Linked DNA regions of Homo sapiens: region 1 is linked to region 2. The links are chromatin contacts, found by Hi-C or POLR2A ChIA-PET in ENCODE. All regions are on one chromosome and are shown on one strand. The core of a region is the stretch at or near the end of the contact, and the rest is flanking DNA. Distances in the headings are between cores, read along the strand shown.

What was found. A loop is a pair of places that touch in the nucleus more often than their neighbours do. ChIA-PET counts read pairs that join two places held with the same protein, here RNA polymerase II (POLR2A). Pooled maps may share reads with other maps.
Region 1: a pooled map shows a loop between it and region 2 (2.3-fold over the local background). The contact joins the promoter of TYSND1 here to the enhancer-like site in region 2. A Hi-C loop is called at or near these places in 2 of 50 pooled maps. POLR2A ChIA-PET finds 5 or more read pairs at or near these places in 2 of 52 experiments (RWPE1 and activated T-cell).

Annotation. Positions count from the first base shown.
Region 1 is chr10:70,143,227-70,148,229 of GRCh38, forward strand. It overlaps TYSND1 (trypsin like peroxisomal matrix peptidase 1), which reads right to left and starts at 3,474. Exons shown (of 4, transcript NM_173555.4): 1 at 2,195-3,474; 2 at 616-746. The coding sequence starts at 3,360. It overlaps SAR1A (secretion associated Ras related GTPase 1A), which reads right to left. Exons shown (of 7, transcript NM_020150.5): 7 at 4,063-5,003. RefSeq lists silencers at 2,376-2,605, 2,936-3,245 and an enhancer at 2,736-2,785.
Region 2 is chr10:69,040,741-69,045,965 of GRCh38, forward strand. No RefSeq gene overlaps it. Among named protein-coding and RNA genes, the nearest start is that of SRGN, 45 kb to the right of the region's middle. Within about 2 kb of position 3,976, at least 6 of the 41 ENCODE cell types and tissues checked have a DNase peak (open chromatin) inside an H3K27ac peak, as active enhancers do.

The sequences.
Region 1 (5,003 bases), core at 2,224-4,723, 1.1 Mb after region 2:
GAAATGGTGATGATGGCTATAATGCAGCCATGACCTTCCTTTTCCAAGTGCAGGGTATGGGGGTAAGTGCTTTACAGGCAACGTCACACCCAGCCCTCACAACACCCAGAAATAGGATGCATTAGCCCCATTTCAAAGACGTGGAAAATGAGGCAGAGGATAGTTAACTAGCCTGTCCAAGGACATGGGACTAATAGGTGGCATAGGAAAGATGCCCATCCAGAGCCCCTGGACCCTTCATCACTGTATCACACTGCCTCCATGGAGTGCAACATCAGTACTTATGTGGCAGCATCACAAAGCCTTTTACCCAAATCGTGCCCCTGGAGCCTTGAAAGTGCCACATGCCTCTCTGACCAGCCTGAAGTGTTAAGGAACCCCAAAGGCCCAGCATCCTCACACTACATTGCTGCAGGCACTCGGGGAAAGGGCGTGCAGCATTATCCTTCCCAGGGCACTCCATGTGCCCCACCAGCACAAAAAGGGAGGCAGGCCTCCAAGGACCTTGACCAATGCTACCCTGACTTCATGAGAATGCCCAACACTGATTCTCCTTCCTGAGGCCCACCCTAGCTCAGAGGGGCCCTCCTTCAGGCTGCGCCCTTCGTCCTTTACCTTCATGGAAGTGCTCAGCGGGCACAGGGATGGGGACATCATCCAGGTCCTCCTCCAGGCTCACCACTGCTATGTCATAGGGACATGTCTCCTGAGTGGCAAATACCACACGGCCCCAGATGGCCACACTCCTGGGAGCAAGGGAAACAAATGACAGGCTAGCTTTCTGACTCCTCAGTACTTGGGAGAAATCAAGGAGCTGAGAGTGACAGTAAAAGTCAGAAGATCTGGGTATCAGCCCTGAATCGACCAGCAGGCAACTCTGGGCAAGTCATGTAACCATTCTGTGGTATCTCCAAAGGTGGTTGACAAACTGTGCTACTTCTCTAAAGCTTCCTGTACCTGAATAATCAACCTGACACTTAGTGAGCACTGTGGGCCAGGTTTGGTGTTAGTGTTTTGTGGACATCACTTTATTTAGTCTTCACGACCCTATAAACTAGGCACTGGCATTATCTCCATTTTAGGTGGTATAACTGAGGCCCAGAGACGCTCAGTAACATTCCCAACACCAAACAAAGTGGGAGGAGCCAAGGCAAACACAACACTTTCCTTCACTGCCTCGTTGATACCCACAACAATCCCGTCAGTTGGTGGGTCAGATATGACATGGTTTCACTCCTCTGGGTCCCTATTTACGTACACGCTAACACTTCTGTAGCACACGACGTGACAGGCTCCGTTCCACGACATTCAGCGTCAACTCCCGGGGAGGCAGCTTAGACAGGTTAAGTGACTTGCCCGGGATCAGACAGGGGCGTCCTACTACACACTCTGCAGGGGTAGCTTCCAACAGACCTGGCAGTCTCCTTAGGAGCAAGGGGCATGTGGGGGGAGTGGAAGGAATCTGGTGGGGGCCACACACCATAGGCAAACCTTCATCATCAGTCTTCCCTATAAAGTCATGGCTGTCCTATAGGCCACAGTGGGGACACCTATGGCAAAACTGGGCAGTGTTACCCACACCTGGCTAAGCTTGGGGATTCAGGAAGAGATTTGGAAAAGCCTGGGCTGCAAGGCTGGGCTGAACCATGTACAGCTGCGTGGGCCACCCCCCTACCTTCTGATTACGTAGAAACTCACGTTTCACTCAGACGGGAAGCTCTGGCTAAGCACTAAAAGATGGATAAAATTAACATACCCATCTCCTTACCCCAGGAGAGCACCATCCTGGGCCTCTGGGACCTTATCACTTTCAGAGGAGAAGCAGCAGGGTTAGGGAATCTCTGTTCAAAGGGCCAGAGAACCGAGGGGTATGGCGTGCAGGGCTATCAGACAGTGAAGCTGCCCAGAAGAAACTCAGCCTTTGAGGGGAGCTCAAAGATGCCCTGTTCCGGATTCAGGGTGTCCCACAGTACCCAAATCCAGAGCTGCTTCGAGCTTGACACCTTGCCCCAGATTCTCCCCACAGGGGTTCTGGGTATAAAGGATGAGGGGAGGGTTCCAGGTCTCTACCCACTACACGCCCAAAGCATCCGCGTGACACAAGAAAGGCCTGCACAATACTCAAGAGTATTAGGGCTGGACCCAGATCTGAGACCTGGAAAGGGATGAAGTGGCGTCAGCCCTGCGGGCTTACTTGGGGGTGGTGGAGCGCACCAGGACCCTGGCTGCTTCCCGAGGGGACACGTGCCGACAGGTCACTACAAGGCGGGGTGCCACAGCCACTCCGGAGCCCCATACGGTGCCGCACTCCACCAACACTGCCGCGGCTGCCCACAGGGGCCCGGAGTCTCGGAGGGGCAGACCCCACGGGACGCCCACCTCTGGCGGCAGAAGGGCGGCCAGGGCAGCGGTGCTGTGCGGCAGGCGGTGAAGCGCGTCGCGGGCGGCGCGGAAAAGGGGGGCGGCGGCGCAGAGCAGCGTGAAGCCCACCCATTCGCCGGCCTTCCAACAGAGCGGCGCCACCACCAGCGCCACCAGCGCCCCCGCGGGCCGCGCGGTGAACACGCCGCCGCCCTCGGTGCCGGGCAGGCAGCGTGCGTCGGTAAGCAGCAGTGGGCCGGCCACGTTGCTGAGCACCCCGCAGCTCAGCGTGTTGAGAAAGATGTCGGGGCAGAAGGCGCCGAAAGGGGAGCCGCAGACCAGCAATGGCGCACCCTTGGGCACGGCCCCGAGAGGCGACACCGCCATGGCTGGCCCGCGCTCCTCCTCCACCTCCTCCTGGCCTAGCCGCACGCCCAGCAGCGCAAACCAGCCCAGCGCTCTCAGTTGATCCGCCTCCTCGTCCTCCGACACTTCGTCATCCCGCGCCGCGCTCGAGAAGCGCCACTGTTCCGCTGCCTCGTCCCCGAAGAGGCGCGCGAAGTGGGCCCAGAAGGCCGGGCAGCTCAGCAGCAGCAGCAGCTCAGCAGGAAGCCGGGGCTGCAGGGGACGCCCGCGGGACGGGGCAGGTGGGCCGGGCTCGAGGCTCGCGCACTGGGGCGTGCACAGCCCTGGGCGGCCCCGCTCCGCGCCGCCCCCGGGACCCGCGGCCGTTGGGGCCCACTGCACGTGCAGGCGCAGGTCGTCCCTGCAACTGTCGCCAGGCAGGAAGACGGCGCCGGCCGCGGTCAGGACTTCGCTGCCAGCTCGCAGGAAGGGGACGAAGATGCCCCCGTGGCAAAGCACCAGGCCCGGGCTACGGCTCAGGATTACCCCGCTGCAGCTCCACGGGCCCGCCTCGGGCTGTCCGGCCCGGGAGGCGCTCACCATGCAGCCCGCCTGCTCGGCCGCCCTCATGGCAGACCCCCACTGCCTTCTCATGGCCTCTAGGCCGGACACTCGGGAGCTTCTCCGAGAAACAGCAAGCTAGCGAGCGAGGACCCCTACCCGGTCCGGCTGAAGCTGCCTAGCGCCACCCACAGCTGGAAGCGAGAGGCGCAAGCTCTGACTCACGTCTTCCTCATCGAGCCCGATTGGCTAAGCCCCAATTGACCCGACCCGATTGGCTGGGCTTGTACCGAGCTCTGATTGGCTTCCTATTCTGATTTTTTTTTTCCTTTCCCCGCCCTCGTTAGTTTGTCCAACCGGTGGGACATAATCTGCCCCATTCCCCCGGATGAGCCCCGGGGAGAGTAAGAGGAGTGCGGCGTCACGAGGAATCAGAGGAGAGGAGGGTGGGTCCCTTCAAGCCTAGTCTCGTTTGCTGGAATGTGGGAAAGGGAATAGAAATGAGCGCTGACGTGCCTAGATTTGCCCAGGCCACGACAGTACCTGTGAGCATCTGCCCAGGTCTAGGCGACCTTCAGCCTCTGACCCTTGGGATAATATGGACCAAGGAAATCCTTGGCCAATTCAGTGTTTTGAAAATTTAAAAGTAAACCCTATAGCAATCCACTAGGGGGCATGGAACTCTCAAGATTACTCCTAGGATTTTTTTTTGCTGCCAAAGCCCCAACACAAATCTCCGAGAAACTGGATTTGCTGTAAATTAAATTGCCCTTTAAATCGACTATGAACAGTAGCTGAAATCAAAAATTTTAATCATACAGGCCTATATTTTACAGTGTGCACATTTCACATAACATAACCACCAGCCAGGATTTATCTAGGCCAGGGTCCAAATACTTTCTGTAGAAGGCCAGAATGGAAACAGTTCCAGTTTGGGGGGACCATACAACTTGTCTCAAATAGTCAACTCTGCAGCTGTTGCATACAAAAGCTAAAGGAATGGCGGTGGCTGTGTCCCAATAAAAAGATACAGACATTGAAATTTTAATTTCATACAATTTTTTGTGTCCAAAAATAGCATTCTTTAAATATTTTTTCCAACCATTTAAATATGTAAAAACCTTTCTTTGCTCACAGGCCATACAAACACAGGCAGCAGGCCCGATTTGACCCACAAGGCATAGTTTACCATCTCTAGTGTACACTAACATAAACTGCTCTACTTTTCCAAAGAAGTACGCTTTAGGACAGAGGAGGATGAACGAGTATGTCGGGGAGTGGGGGGGCGCGGAGCTTCATGATACCCTCAATCAGTCACCACAAGCTAGACAGTTTACAAAGGTCTGCTTTATCACTGAATTGATAAAATACACATTATTTTTTATTTATTTATTTATTTTTTTGAGACGGAGTCTCGCTCTGTCGCCCAGGCTGGAGTGCAATGGTGCGATCTCCGCTCACTGCAAACTCCGCCTCCTGGGTTCACGCTATTCTCCTGCCTCAGCCTCCCCAGTCGCTGGGACTACAGGCGCCTGCCACCACGCCCAGCTAATTTTTTGTATTTTTAGTAGAGACGGGGTTTCACCGTGTTAGCCAGGATGGTCTCGATCTCCTGACCTTGTGATCCGCCCGCCTCGGCCTCCCAAAGTGCTGGGATTACAGGCGTGAGCCACCGTACCCGGCCATCATTAATTTTTATTAAGGTTACTGTATTGCTTACCATATACAATTGCTAC
Region 2 (5,225 bases), core at 2,726-5,225:
AAACTCCTGGCCTTAAGCAATCCCCCGCTGCCTCCATGTGTATCTGGGGTTACAGGCGTGAGCTAGGCCCTCAGTAACTGTTGAAGTGTAAATGAAATCAGGGAAAGAGAAAGACAACTAGTCCTGAGGCCATGGGTAGGAAGGGCGGGGTCTGAGACAAAGCTGTTCTGAGACTCACAGCGATGCCAATTTCCTCTGGAAACATTTGCTTTTAACCACCAGGGAATCCTTCCTGAAGCGTTTGCTTGAGACATCATCTTTTTTTTTTTTTTTTTTGAGGTAGGGTCTTGCTGTGTTGCCCAGGTTGGAGTGCAGTGGTATGATCATGGCTCACTGCAGCCTCAACCTCCTGAACTCAAGCAATCCCCCCACCTCAGCCTCCCAAGTAGCTGGAACTACAGGTGCGCACCACCGTGCCCAGCTAATTAATTTTTTTGGTAGAGATGAGGTCTTGCTATGTTGCCCAGGCTGGTCTGAAACTCCTGAACTCAAGCAATCCTCCTGCCTCAGCCTCCCAAATTGCTGGGATTACAGATGTGAGCCACTGTGCCCGGTCAAGACAGACACCCATCTTTTAAACTGGGACCACTTAACCAGCTCAACCATTTGATTTGGCTCAAGAGCTGGAGTTCAGAGAGAGGTGCCTGCTGTCCGCTGGTCCTTCAGGCACCGTTTCACATTTAGTCGTCCTTTTACACAGGTTACCTTGACCTTGAGTTGTCTTGTTTCACCTTGTGGAAGGGAGAGAAGGTGTGTGATTCTTGTGACTGGGACTTGTGGTAGACGTTCATCAATATTCAAGTCCTTCTTTACTGTCTCACAGAAGAATGAAGAGGAGCTGCAGGACAAGTTCCAACATCTCTTTTCCATCTTCATCCACTCCTGCCATGGGTGTGCAGAGGATGCACAGAGCGGCAGACCCTCTGCTCACCCTCCCCGTGGCCCAGTGCACTCCTGTTCTGGATACGCATGAAGCCCACTGTCTTGGAAGCAGCAGTGCACATGTCCCCATCATTCTTCCATCAAGCCTGGAATGGACTTTTTTTTTCGTTTTTTTGAGAAGGAGCCTTGCTTTGTCGCCCAGGCTGAAGTGCAGTGGCGTGATCTCGGCTCACTGCAACCTCCACCTCCCCATTTCAAGCAGTTCTCCTGCCTCAGCCTCCTGAGTAGCTGGGATTACAGGCGTCCGCCACCATGCCCAGCTAATTTTTGTGTTTTTAGTAGAGATGAGGTTTTACCAGGCTGGTCTTGAACTCCTGACCTAAGGTAATCCACCCACCTCAGCCTCCCAAAGTGCTGGGATTACAGGTGTGAGTCACCTCGCCCAGCTGGAATGGACATTTTTAAGGTGAGTATGATTTCAACAAAGTCATCCTTTCTCAATTTTAAATTTTGTTTCAGGTGTTTTAAGTCAATGTCAATGGTTGAAAACTATTGGATAGAGGAGATCTGGGAACTTACACAGACTGCACATGAATGCTTAGGGAAAGAATTCTCCTTTGTCCATGCTTTTGCTGTAAGCTGTGCTCTTTTGTGTTTAACCTCGTCATATACAACATGGACTGTCTGCCAAGGGCCTCTTGGTGATCTGCAAGGCGTTCTCAGATGGCTGTCTCTGAGGGCCTGGTCCCTCCTTTAGCTTGTCAAAGGACACAGAGATGGGTCACTGGAGCTGGCTCTCCTTGGGATACAATCCAGTCCCCTCAGCTAGGGCATTTGTATCACTGCCCTCGGGTGGAGCTCAACAGTGACCCCATGGTTAGGCCATCTGGAAACAGGCTGCTGACACCCGGGACTTCTGTGCTGCCAGGAAGAACAAGGCAGGAGGATGCGTCCCTGCACCCAGGCTGCCCTCCAAACCTGTGGAATGCAGCCCCTGGTCATAGAGGAGGCCCAACTGTTGCTGACACGTATGGGAATCCAGAGGCTGGGCTCCCCTTCATACAGCCAGGGCCCCACTCAGACCTGAGCCAACCCATCATATGCCAGATGGGACAGAGTGCTCACATGGGCCACTTGCCGGACCCTCTGACACTTTTAGGAAGCAGGTATTTTCACCATGGCCACACCCAATGCTAGTAAGTGCCTGTGATGGTTAATTTTATGTGTCAGCGTGGCTAGGCTCTGGTGCCCAGTTGTTGGTCAAACATTGTTCTAGATGTTGCTATGAGGGTATTTTTTTGAATGAGAGTAACATTTAAATAAGTAGACTCTGAGTAAAGCAGATTACCTCCCACAGTGTGGGTGGGCCTCACCCAATCAGTTGAAGGCCTTAAGAGAAAAGACTGAGGTCCCCCGAGGAGAAAAGAATTCGTCTCTAGACCACCTTAGGATTTAAGGCCACAACATAAACTTCTGCTAGAATTTCCAGCCTCCTGGCCTGCCCTGAAGATTTCAGACTTGCCTGACCAGATCATCGCATGAGCCGATTCCTTAAAGTCTCTCCTGCTGTTTTTCTGGAAAACCTGACTACTACAGTGCCTGAGGTGGGACCCGATTACCCCATTCTGCCTTCCAGCTGCTGGCGGTGCGTGTGTTTGCCCGGAAGGGTGATCCAGGGCTTCATCAGGCAAAGCATTGGGGATGGAAGTTCCGGCGACTCTCATGGCCTCGCCTGGTGAGGGGCACCCCTGGGGCAAACCCCGTTTCCTACTGATTCCATGTCAGCACTGCTTTTCCTGCTGGCAGAAATCAAATCAAGCCAGTTACCATGGCTCACACCTGTAATCCCAGCACTTTCAGAGGCCGAGGCGGGTGGACCACCTGAGGTCAGGAGTTCAAGACTAGCCTGGCCATCGTGACGAAACCCTGTCTCTACTAAAAATTAAAAAAAAAAAAAATAGCTTGGTGTGGTGGTGGACGCCTATAATTCCAGCTACTCGGGAGGCTGAGGCAGGAGAGTCATTTGAACCCGGAAGGCGGAGGCTGCAGTGAGCCGAGATCGTGCCACTGCACTCCAGCCCGGGCAACAGACAGAGACTGTCTCAAAGAAAAAAAAATGTTCCCGCCATCTAGGCATGAACTGTCTGCTGAAGCCCCTCAAATCTCCTGCCTTGCCCTGGATGGAGACCTGTTTTTATTTTGTTATTTCTGTCTATAAAAGCAGCTAGATTACTATGTCTTTCCTTTTTATTGAAATTTGAAAAACTGCACACCACTTATGTGAGCCACGTTATAATGGAAAAGGCAGGTGCCTCCAGAGGAGACACACAGGGCAGCATGTGTCTGCGTAATGTGTGTCATCAGAATACACGTGTGTGGGTTTTTGTCTAGCTCCCTTCATCTGCATGGCGCCAACAATGATTGTGAAGTATCTGTGAGCCATGAGTTCCTTTACTAATGCAGCACATGCTACTCAGGGCCTCCTCTGTGCCAGGCACCACACTGGGTTCCGGGGACCCAACAGGGAACAAGACACAGTCCCTGCCCACAGGGAATGTGCAGCCTAAGTGTCATCTCTGAGGCTGGGTTCGAAGGGAAGTGAGGAGCGTTAGAATTGGGGCCTGCAGCCTCTTAACTATTTGGCTATTTATCATTACAACGGGGCTCTATGAACCTAGTAATATTTTCTGTTTGAGTCAAAGACATTAGCATTTTTTAGAGCCAGCCAGCCGGAAGTGGGCTCTCCAACCTTCCCTCCACAGCTTCTCTGTGCATCTCACCGTGGCACCTTCACTTTCTGCCCCTACCATGTGATTTTGTAGATGTGGTGTCCACAGGCTGAGCTTTGGCCTCACCCAGACCTGGGATTGGGTCCCAGCCACACCATTTCTAGCCGTGTGATCTTGGCCTCACGACTTAGCCTCTCTCAGCTTCCCTTTCCTCATCTATAATACTAATTTGGGGGAAAATAATAGCTCTGTACTTTTATTGGTGGGGCTGTTAGGGAGATTAGTGAGATGATACATACCATAGTCCCTTGCATAAGTTTCAAATAATGTTACCTGCCACAGTCCCTTGCAAAAGTGCTAAAGGCAAGTCCCTTGCAAAAGTGCTAAATAAATGTTAACTTCCTTTTTTTAAGTTTTTTTTTTTTTTGAGACCAAGTCTCTCTGTCACCCAAGCTGGAGTGCAGTGGCATGATATCGGCTCACTGCAATCTTCACCTTCCTGGTTTGAATGATCTTCCTGCCTCAGCCTCCTGAGTAGCTGGGATTACAGGCACCTGCCACCACACCCAGCTAATTTTTGTATTTTTAGTAGAGACAGGGTTTCACCATGTTGGCCAGGCTGGTCTCAAATGTCTGACCTCAGGTGATCGGCCTGCCTCAGCCTCCCAAAGTGCTGGAATTACAGGGGTGAGCCACTGTGCCCAGCCATAAATGTTAACTTCTATAATATTATTTTTGTTATTGTTACTTATCTCCTTACTTATGTATTTTTCATTATTCAAGGGCAAGGACCATTTTTCCCCTTCTCCTCTTACCCTCCTCCTTGTTCTAAATAGGACTTATGGCAAATTTCAGCAAGTTGATGAGAAAAATAGAGGGAAAATGAAGATATAAACATAAAATGGAGCCAGCAGAGACTAATACAGAAAGTACATCCTTACTTTAGTGGGTCACAGGATTGGCTCTAAGCTTCCTAGCACCCAATGAGATGAAAGAAACTGAATTAGTTACATAATGTAACACTGTTGTCCATGAAATAAAACAAGCGAATAGCTCAGGAGAAACACACCTGGGCGACATTCTTTTTTTCCTTCTCACTTCCTTCTTGACCTTGTGATTCATTTTGCTGAAGGGAAGACCATTTGTTGGAAAGTGTTTCTGAATGCGATGGGAGTCCTGGCCCTTGGTAGAGGCCCACCCCTCGCTGTCTTCAGCTGATCTGTTAGTAATAGAGAAGATCTAGTTCCTGGCCCAGAGAACTGATCCTGCAATAGGGCTGTGTTTTTGAAACCAAAAGCGTCATACAGATAACAAAGGAGATGTGTCTCACTGTGGTTAGGCTATTTTGTAGCAACACTTGTTTCCACTCTTTTGCAATTTCAGGTTCTGTCAGACTTGATCTAAACATGAATGTGCAAGTCCAGTGCTCAGGCTGATATAACCACTGTCTGGGCCCTGAGTTGATTTGAATTTCCACTTCCAATCTGTGGTGCAACGTATGTAACACAGCAAATCAGTAAGGCTTTATCAAGCACTTTCTTTGTGCAAGGCCCCTGTCCCAGGCCCTGCCTGGGAACCTTGCTTCCAGCTTGAGGTAATGGGGGTCAAGAAGGA